Regions from separate parts of the Homo sapiens genome. Here region 2 is linked to region 1. The links are chromatin loops, found by intact Hi-C in ENCODE. Cell type or tissue: B cell. All regions are shown on one strand. Links, peaks and the distances in the headings refer to the core of each region. The heading gives the core; the rest is flanking DNA.

Region 1 (5,380 bases), core at 251-5,250:
GAGGTGTTGGATATGTCTATTACCTTTATTTTGGTGATGGTATCATTGGTGTTTGCATATGTCCAAACTCATCAAATTGTACATATTAAAAAATATATATGTATTCCTTTTATCAATTATGCCTCAATAAAGCTGTTTTTAAAAAATTAAACTAGGGAGAAGTATGTGTGTGTATTTGTGCATGTGTGTGCTATGTGTATGTTTATCTGGATAAACATATACCTGGCAGCATATGAGTTCACAAACAAAAATCAATGTCTCAATGTATATTTGGCTGAAGCAGGCATAAAGGAATCTTGTTGCACAGTGAAAGTTACTTCCACACACTCAGCCAAAACAAAGCTTGCTAAACTCTGAAAAGCAAAGACTAGATATGAGATAGTCATCCTGTTACAAGTTTCATAAGGAGCTAAAAATACAGAAGAGGAAAACAATGATCTCAGCAAGGTAATTGCCAATAGGTGAACAAATGAAGCAGACAGAATATGAGCAGCAATTTGGCAGTCCTGTGGGGAGGGGATGAGTTTGTGGGGCTAATGTCAGTGTGGCATACCACCAGTAGTTACAGTCCAGCAAAACAGTTTGAAACTAGTTATCCAACTACTCCTGACACTGCACTCCTCACTGCCTTAAGACACGCTTAGGGGATAGGGGACAACAGGAGAAAGGTGACAAGCTGACAGGAAGGAGAATATGGGTATCTTTTTTCCACACCTTCAAACATTCCAATTGATCTTTCTTAACTAACATTTTTCCTGTGTGGATTTTATGCGCCAGTGGTAAGCAATGTCCCTTGGACATTCCTTCCCAGGCAGGAAACTTTGTTTTTGTTTGGGCTCAGCCAGGATCTCTGGGCTGCAGGCATGTTGTTTTATTTTAAGAAAGTGGCTGTATTTTAGCTAGGGAGCATGTTTTGAGCAGAGGTTTTAAAGTGCCATCTTCCAGAATGACTTAGGCCAGACTGAAAACAGCGAGGAAGCTGGATAAAATTAAAGACCTCGAGGGATCTTTCCAAGAGCTCTGAGTTGGTGAAAATAATTTAGTGATTAGTCCCTTCAGCATCTTTAGATCCTTTTCAACCCAATGGGTGGGCTAATGCCTGCAACCTCTACAGTTTGCCGGGATTCTGAATTGATCAAGTTACAGTGAAACCACACAGGTACAGAGCTGCTGGCTTGCAAAGGATTCCTCCCTCAGAAAGTTCTTGGCTCCGGCCAGAAAAGAACACTACCACATTTTTCTTGGCTTTTTATAGGGTGTTGATCCAAGGATCTGTTTTTACATTTGAATGTGGCAGTCAACTGTAGCATAATAGATTGCAGACCTTTGTGAAAAATCACTGTGAAGGCTTCAGCAGAGAACTGTGGGCTGGCTGCAGAGAACTGCACTGTCAGCAGGTTAGGAACTGGGCGCTTGTCCATGTTTTCCTTATTTTTAAAGGAGTCATTGACCTTCCACAGGCCTGTATCAAAATGGGGGGAACAAAAATGCTGCCAGACAGGGCGGAATTGGAAGAGGCCTCTTTCAGGGGCTGGAAAGGCCTTCGTTTAGTCTATTTACTGTCATGGAAATTCTGAGTGTGACTTAGAGGCCTCCTTGGCTCTGAGCCAGGTGGAAAGGTTTGGAAAAAAAAAAAAAAGCAGAGACTCAACTGGGGAGTGAGCTGGGTGGGAAAGCAGCTGCCCTGGCACAGCCCCCAGAGGGATGTGAAGAGCCCCAGTGCCTATTGTGCAAAGGCAGATTCAGAAATCCCTGCAAGTTTGGACATAGGTGACAGCCAATGTCACTGTTCCAGAGTGGCCAGGTTTGATAAACATGCTGAGAAGTTGTTAGAATTTGTTCTTGATGAAGGAGGCTTCACCCGACATACCATTCATTCCTTCATTTGTTCTTCAAACAGTCTTTAAGGGCCTACTGTGTTTGAGACACACCACGCTCAGCACTGAGAATACAGTCATGACAAACACAATCTCTGCCTACTATTCTGTAGGAAGACAGTCTAGTAAAAACAGCTACTATACTACAATAGTTAGGCAGACCAGAGCCACCATAGGAGTATTAGAACAGTCTCAGATCTACCCTGCATGGCCTCTCTCCAGGGCACCTCAATTCATTTCATCAATCATCACTGGAATTCCTATCAACCCTGTGCTAAGAGTTTAGTCCCTCCATATTATGGGCCCACAGGATCCAAGTGAATTGGTACTCTCCCAGGTTACAGAAATTCGCTCCCTGTCTAGTGCAAAGGATGTATGAGCTACAACTTGTCCCCTCTCCCAGGGGGATTTGCATTTTAAAGAGGATTATCACCTCAGCTAAAGGCAAGGTTCCCCCAGTGCAGGCTTTTAGGCCAAAGCAGGAAGAGTAGAGAGTGTCTTAGAGAACCAGAAGACTGCCTTCCTAGAAACACAGATGTCACTCCGGGGAGGCAGCCTGCCCGCCCTGGGCTTTAGGCCGTTCTGGAACTGAAAGGGGGTTGGAAACCATCTGGCAGGATACGAAAGAGAAAGCCCGTGGCGAGCAGCCACCGGAGCCTTGCTTTCCTGGGCTGGCCTTCCTAAGCTCCCCACAAGCAAGGACTTGTTTTCTGCTAAGCTCTCAGGGAGTCTAAGAAGGGGTTTACGTGAGAGAGTGTGTGTGTGTGTGTGTGTGTGTGTGTGTGTTTGTGTGTGTGTGTGTGTGTGTTCTACAGCCTAAAGAGAAACTGCACATAGGGGAAGCATGTGAGGTAAAGAGGCCAGAGAAAAGATTCAAAGAGAACAAGCAAGAGAGCCGGTTGGGGCAGGTCTCCAGAGCCGCTATTATTTTTTTCTGGTTGATTATCACAGTGCTTGAAAATGAAGAATAATTTCAGAGGTTGGTGGGGAGGAGGGGCCTGGCTTCTTGGAAGCCTTATTAACACCAGGCGAACAAGACTGTAATTAATCATCAGGGTGAACTTGAGCCACTGGGATGAACGCTAACCCGTTAACCAGCTCTGCCTGGTATTTTTATTTCAGCAAGATCTGAAACTTTAAGGATGTCCTTCTGAACACGATTCCCACCACCACTGCCCTCGGTAACTCAAATGAAGCTTCTGGAGTGAAGCCTTGCAACTGTACTGTCATGTTTTCAACTTTATAATTTTATTCTAGTGACTTCTAGATCTTAACTTTGACTTATCCACTGTGGTAAAGACAAATTGAAAGAATTTGAAACATCAGACAACTTAGATTATGATTTTTACGTATACCAGAATAAGCATTATTTTTTTTTTCTTCCTACTGCTATACCTTTCTTCTTATTGGGCTAGGGTTAATAGAAACAATTCTTATGAAAAGGAAATCTATTATTTTAAAATATATGCGATTTCAGACATTGTCTGAGATGAAGGTTACCTTCATGCTATCTGTGAAGAAAAGTTTGCTAAGTAAATGAGGACAATAAACAAAATCTCAGCCCAAATTTTTTACCTTACTTGAAGAAACATATTGTAAGAACCATAGCAGCATCCATTTACATGTAAACATTTTTATACTACTTACAAATTATTGTCATCTTTCCTTAAAAGCTGACCCTCAAAGAACCTCTAGTTGGTAACGTGCTTCTAGCTTCATTTTCATCACCCTACATATTGGAAATTCATGAAAATGCTTTTCTTCGCAAGCATTCCCCCAAAGCTAATTTGAATTAATGATGTTGGTGTAGTTAGAGTTTGTTTATGGTCTGGTACTGCTAAATTCATGATTGACTATATTACCTGAAAAAAATGGGGTTCATTTGCCTGGCAAGTAACAACTCTCCACGAGAACACAGGTTTTTTCTCAATAAGCATTTTATTATTTGTCACAAAAAAGAAGAGCACTGGTGTGTTCTCCAAGGCAGTGTCTCCCTGAGGGAAAGTGACAGGAGGGTTTTACGGGGCAATGGAGAGTAGAGAGGAAGTGTCAGCGCATGTAGAGGAAGGGTCCCACCAGTGGTGCAGATGCAATGAGTCATCACACCAGCACATAGGTCACATGTTATGGTAATGAGGCTATAGCTCCCCTGAGGGGGTTGGTGGGGGGGTGGACTCTAGCATAGTAATGAGGAAAGTTCACTCAGGTTCATTTATAATTTGCCAGGGTCTGTCAGGAGCTGGTGTCAACCAACTGGGTGACCACATTCCACATAGGGTTTGGGACAAAACAGGCTTCAAGACAAGATGCTGTAAAACAGGCTGATTGCTCAAGTTGATTAAATTCCTATAGTCCCTGGAGATCCTCCCTGTCTGCTTACAGATAGATGGATGGGTGAATCTTCAATAGAGTCCACCAGACTTATGTCTTTATTTCCTTAAAACATGGGCCTCTGGGTCTCAGGGGACGCCCTGGGAAGTAGAAAGGATGTCCATTCCTCTCAAGAAGTCTTCACTGGCAGGGCGTGGTGGCTCACACCTGTAATCACAGCACTTCAGGAGGCCCAGGTGGGCAAATTACTTGAGGCCAGGAATTTGAGACCAGCCTGGCCAACATGGTGAAATTCTGTCTCTACTAAAAATACAAAAATTAGCCAGGCGTGGTGGCATGCACCTCTAGTCCCAGCTACTCGGGAGGCTGAGGGAGGAGAATCACTTGAACCTAGGAGGCAGAGGTTGCAGAGAGCCAAGATTGTGCCACTACACTCCAGCCTGGGCGACAGAGCAAGACTCCATCTCAAAAAAAACAAAAAGTCTTCACCATCCAAGACACACTTCCACCTATGACTGAAGACCATAGCTCACCAGCTTCGGGCCTGCTTCAGGGTCCTGAGCTGCCTCTTGTTCATCCTGCCACTTGTGCCTACCTTGGCTGTTTGGTCACTTGGTTTGGCAGCTTGACCATTTTCCACAGCCCTCGGTAAGTAGTGCTCCCCACTTGCTCCCACCAGCGGAAGCCTATTTCCCCTCCCCTCCCCAAGGCCAAATTGCCAGAGAGAGGGAGCAAGATTGGACAGCCCACTCACAAGCTCTCTCGGGGACACCTCATTCCATATAGGTAAACTCCTACTAGCTGCTGGTCTCAATTCTAGATAGCTGTGGACCCCAAAGGATGTAATTAATGCTATCAAAGAAGACACAGTGCTCTGCTACTTGGCTGTGAAAACTTCTCCTCCAAAGTGGAAGGTTTGACGATTTCCACAATAAAAATCTCCCCATGTTCTCCATCCCATTTTTCCCTTCAAAATATTAACATTTTTTGAATTTAGTCAACAAAGTCTACTTTTTCCTTCGACTTTTAAATGGACCCAAACATTTTCCATTAATCTAATTCTGTCTTTAATTGAATACCTCCCCACATTTTCCAGTTTCTTTTTAAAGCATTTTTTATATTCTATTTACAATATCAGAAGATAAAAATTAAGTATCCATAATGAAATCACT
Region 2 (5,380 bases), core at 259-5,258, 83 kb after region 1:
CCAGTAAGAAAACTTTCTTCCAGAGGGGTCAAGTTATTTACTCAAAAATCACACATAGCTGGAAGCTTTTCCCAGTTCGGTCATTTTGATTATTGCCATATATATTAGTTTGCTAGGGCTGCTGTAACAAAGTTCTACAAATTGGGTGGCTTAAAATTATAGAAATTTATTGTCTCCTACTTCTGGAGAACTCCAAAATCAAGGTATCAGCAGGGCCAAGCTCCCTCTGAAACCTCTAGGGAACCCTGCCTTGCCTCTTCCTGGCTTCTGGTGGTTTGCCAACAATCTTCGGTGTTTCTTGGCTTGTAGATGTACCAGTCCAATCCTCTGTGTCACGCAGCTTTCTTCCTATGTGCACCTGCCTTCACACTGTCGTCTTCTTATAAGGACACCTGTCATGTTGGATAAGGAGCCCACCCTACTCCTGTATACCTCATCTTAACTAATTATATCTGCAGTGAACCTATTCCCAAATAATGTGATCCTTCCAAGTAAGAAATGTATTTAATCCATGATACCATATCAAATTGATCTGTCAAAAAAGAAAAAGGACTCTCTTGGAATGAATTGGCTTCCCTTTGCCTAAATATAGGTAAAGATCTCTTAGAGCCCATATCCAGAGATCCAATTACTCAAAACTAGGCAGGTCTTACACTCTTGGTTAAAGGTACTCATTTTAAACTTCTCCATTTGGACTTGAAGTGATTGGAATAATGGAGGTACTGTCTGAAGATCTCAACTTCCGGTTTCATTGTTTCCGCATTCAGTATCTCCATCCTGATGTCCTAACGTGATCTTTCGCAAGTCTCTGAGCTTACCCACAGGCTGTCAGTTTATCTTTCTGCACACCGGGAAGAAAGAGACCTTCTCTGTGTTGCAATAAACTAAGCCGTGAGTGGACAGCGAATCTACGAAGTTATGTCTTAGTCAGCAAATGCATTCCTCAGGAGAAAGGACCAGTAGCAACAGCAGAATGTTGCCATTTCTGTAGTCTTCTTGATTTCTGACTAATGAGGAACCAAAGAATCCAAAATAGCTGATTTGCCCTCACCCAGGAAATACATCCCCTACCCGACTTCCTCCAGAAGTCTCTGGGTTCTACAGCTGCTATAACCTCATACCTTCCCAGGGCTTTCACCTCTGTACAGACTCCTAGTCTGCTCTGCTCTGTCAAAAGCTTTTCTAAACTTCTCTGGGCACCAGAAGCACCCCTTGAGGGATGTTAAGCTAAGGAAAGGGAATGGTGATAACAGCATTGCTTCAGATACTTCATATTTACGTCTTTCTCGTAAAGAGTGCCAGGGCCTTATAGAATCACTCGAAGGCCCATTGCATTAATCTCAAGGATCCCAAACAAGTGAAAGTTAGATCACACTAAAGCCACCTTCATTTAGAGTTTGTGGTCAATCAAACAGAGCCTAAACTGAAATTTAATTTTGCCCTAGCAGTGAGAATTTGCTAAGCAAATTAATGCTAGAGGGCAAACAAGGCTTCTTGAGTCTGCCTAAGAGCCTTTAAAGGACAACATGCTTTCAAGGGCTGGAAGCAGTCTTTTTACATGCTAATTACAAATCCTACAGTATTTGTGAAAGCAGGTCCCTCTGGGATTTCTATCAGCCAACAAGTTGTTTATTTCCAGTTTAAAGGGGGTGGAGGGTCTATGAATTATTGAGTAGCTACTATGTGTTTTGCCTGTGCTTGGTGGTGAGAGATTGTTTATCTTCACAACCGTCCTTGGAGCTAAGCATTACCCCAGTTTGCACCTGTGGAATGGAGAGGTGGCTGGAAGCACAGAGCTGGGATTCAAAAGCTGGGAAGCCTAAACTCTGGAAGCTGTGCTCTCTCCTCCAGCATATTACCAACCTTTGAATGTAATGTCGGCTTTTCTTTAAGGAATATTCTCAAATCCAGCCTTCTTCATATTTCAGAATAGCCCGTCCCTAATTAGCTCAAATTAGCTAGCTTTGTAAACCCTTTTTCATTTCAGTAATGAGGAAAACGAGGCATTCAGCCAAGAAGCAAACTGTAGAAGGATAGGTTGCAGCAGGTCTGGGCTAATAAATTGCAGTACATGGTGCTTCCTGAGACCTACCAAGGACTCTGAAAGAAGACAAGATGAAAAATCACTCCCTCTCTGAGATATATATTTTCTTTTGGAAAGATGTGTTTTCACCACTCACAGGAAAAACTGCTTTCTGGCCTTAGATAGCACAGAAATTGTCCTCAGATAATGCCAGTGAGGAACCTGCCTGGGAGGTCTAATCGACCTGGGATATGTCATAGGTAATGCCGGGTAGGTAGGTTTAACCCTTCGATTGCACCCTTTTCCAATACTGCTGTCACTGCCCACTAAGATCAGAAAAACTGACAAAATTTTGGGAAATAACTTCATGTTTTCAGAAATGCTACAAAGCCCTCTCCACTCCCACCCATGAGACAATGTCTACAAGTCACATCATATCCTTCCAGCTTAGACTTATTTTTAAAGCACACACAAAACACACTTTAGTGTAATTGGAGAATTAGCACTTTTGCCCCAGAAATGAAACAGCTGTTGATTTCCAGGCTGCTTGTCATTAGAGAGAAGACTTGAAACATCAGAGGCAAGTTCAAACTCCCTAAGAGGCAGTATTGAACTTTACTTGTAGCTCATGTGCCAAGAGCTGCCCAGCATCACTATGCATGAAACAAAACAGGTTTCAAGCAATTATAAGACACAACATATAAATCAAGACTTTAGAATCTTTATTAATGCTGAATTTTTTATTCCAAAAAAATACTTTCAGGAAAACAAATATGACTCATGACTTATGAGACTGGCTGCTTGGATGCAAATCATCTTAACTGCTTGCACACTCCTTGGTACCTTTTCAGCTAAAGAGCCATTCAGCCTCAGCTTCAAGTGCAGAGGAAGTGCAAATAACCCCTGCACTTCAGAGCACAGCTTGCTTTGCTAAGAGACAGTTGAGCAAAATCCCAGCACGCTCTGATTCATTCTGCCTGCTGATTGGTCGTTCTCCCTGGCTGCTGACATCATCCTGTTGCTGGGTGGAAAACTTATGCAGCACAGCCCTGATGCTGACTTCTGATTCTTGTGAAGGGGACGTTGTACTCAACAGCGAAATCAGATTGTAGCTCAAATGGAATTGGAAGATATCTTTTTTGTGTGATCACTTCAGTCATCTTATGCCTCTTAAATTATAGCGCCCTCCCAACCCCCATGCCGTAATCTAGCAAATGCTATTGTGTGGCACTTTCTCTTCCAAGCCACCCAACCCCCAACAGCCTCTAGAATACAAGAGAATAAGAAAAAAACCTTATCGTTTGCCTTCGACTGTAGGTGGAAGATGTCTTACACATCTCCTAGATGGGGCTGGCCTTCTGATTAGTTCATTTGCCTTTACCATCAGTATTAAACTATGTCTTCACTTGCTGCAAAGAATTGTGAAGTAATTTTTAGGACTTTCTATAAAAAATGCCTTATTACCTCTCATTTATTTTCCCAGCATTCTGTAAGCCTTAGGTAAACTGGGGAAGTAGTGACAAAGGCCAACTTGTCTGTTGCCCTTTACAGTGCGCAAAGAACTTTTTTATATACAATGTCTCATATGTTCTTTGCAGCTGTCCCATGCATGAGGTACTATTACTTCCCCCACTCTATAGATAAGAAAACAAACCCCTAAATATTAAATCCATTGCCAGCCATATAGCTTGCACATGATGAAGCTGGGCCTCAAACCCATGGTTTTTAATCCTAGTTTCTGAACTCTTTTCACTCAGACATAGACTCTTTCAACCTTGGGAGGCTAAGTGATTTGCAAGAACCAGTGCAAATTAAGTAGCTAAACCAGTGCCAGAACCCAGCAATTCTTGTTCTCCACACAAGGCCTTTTCTTCTAAACCTCTTGGTAGCTCTCAAGACAATGTTAGAGATGCTCTTAGATACACATTTATTTTAGAAATCTTTAGGCTTTCACAAGCTTTTACTGATTAAGTGCAGCTTTGAGGGAAAAAAATAGAAGCCTAATAATTCAGATGCACATTTGCATTTATTACATAAGGCTTCTGTAAGGGATAAGCTTATCCAGTTGCAGGCTTATTTTAAGTTTTAATGGAATGATTTTGACAGATCAGAAATAGCAGGCTTAGTAACCAGCTCGGTAACTTAGATGTCAGAGACATTTCCATGGTGGATAGCGGGGCTCCTTAGCTCTCAGGACACACTAGATTTCTCTTGTTTGTCTCTGACTGGGATGATTAACCACCCTTTGCTTGGCTTTCATCTTTCCTGGCACAGCTTTGTCTTTCATCTCATTCATTGCTCCAAACCCTTCTTCCCTTTAACTTTTAATACACATACAAAATATTTCAGCTTCCCTCAGTTATTTTTACATAAGCAGAGCAGGAAAACATGGATATACTTCACGGAGCCTGCCACATCTGGTTTGCTCAGGTACTCCCTTACCCATCTTTATTTTTAAATGAGACAAAGAATCCTTCAAAAAAGGCTTAGGAGACTAAAATGTTGGAGGAAAGGAATGAAAGAATGGGGGGGGCAAAGATTACTCAGACATGGAGGTGAATATTTGCATTTTCTATCTTGATCTTTGTGACAGCAGCAACACATAGTGTGGTGACTTGTATTTCACAACGTACATAGCTGCTTCTGTATACTTTGCATTCTTCTCTCATTTTCCCAGTAATTGCCTTTTTTCACTGTGGGGCTTTTTGTCCCCTTGACCCCCAGGTCTCCTACTTCCTGTGTATGACTTAGGCACATGTAGCTCACTCTAAATTTCAGCAAAATGTTCTCTCTGAAAGTGACTTCTTTTCACACCACTCAGATCTTCACATTTTCACTGCCTGTGGAAATATAAACTTACTGATTTTTGTCTTTCTGTGTTATTTGAAGGTAACAAACAATTTGTTGTGCTGAAAAACAGAATTGTTGTCTCATAGACTCCCCAGAGTGATGGGCAGTTCCTACATCCAGCTCTCTGGCTCCCTGTTCAGTGGACCTACCACACCTTTGTTCCTGCTGTCTGTTTTGCCTGAAATGTGTGTCTTAAAATATGGCACAGTAGATGCTGAGCAAAAACAACAACAAAATCCTATGGTCACATAGTTAGCGGCAGTTGAAACTGAAATTAGACCCCAACCTCACATGATTATTAAACGAACATTTTAATGATAAAGAAAGACATTAATGCAGGCTAAAAAAAAATGTGTGCACCATCCAATTCCAAAACCCCAGACAGGCACAATGACTCACACCTGGAATCCTAGCACTTTGGGAGGCCAAGGCAGGTGGATCACTTGAGGTCAGGAATTCGAGACCAGCCTGGTCAACATCATGAAACCCTGTCTCTATTAAAAATAT

What was found. Peaks named below come from ENCODE experiments on the same cell type or tissue, not always from the same donor. Only the 100,000 strongest peaks of a DNase experiment are listed, where the experiment ranks them.
Region 2: a loop joins it to region 1, with 3 times the contacts of the local background. A loop is called at or near these places in 10 of 110 quality-filtered maps.

What each region holds. Positions count from the first base shown.
Region 1 is chr11:95,334,792-95,340,171 of GRCh38, reverse strand. No RefSeq gene overlaps it. Among named protein-coding and RNA genes, the nearest start is that of SESN3, 110 kb to the right of the region's middle. RefSeq lists enhancers at 1,682-2,409, 31-3,570. In B cell, for the core only: no CTCF peak of the experiment used is centred there; DNase peaks (open chromatin) are centred at 2,561 and 3,981; H3K4me3 peaks cover 1,110 bases; H3K27ac peaks cover 3,258 bases.
Region 2 is chr11:95,252,099-95,257,478 of GRCh38, reverse strand. No RefSeq gene overlaps it. Among named protein-coding and RNA genes, the nearest start is that of SESN3, 24 kb to the right of the region's middle. RefSeq lists an enhancer at 2,991-3,380. In B cell, for the core only: no CTCF peak of the experiment used is centred there; DNase peaks (open chromatin) are centred at 1,108 and 2,998; H3K4me3 peaks cover 2,916 bases; H3K27ac peaks cover 4,676 bases.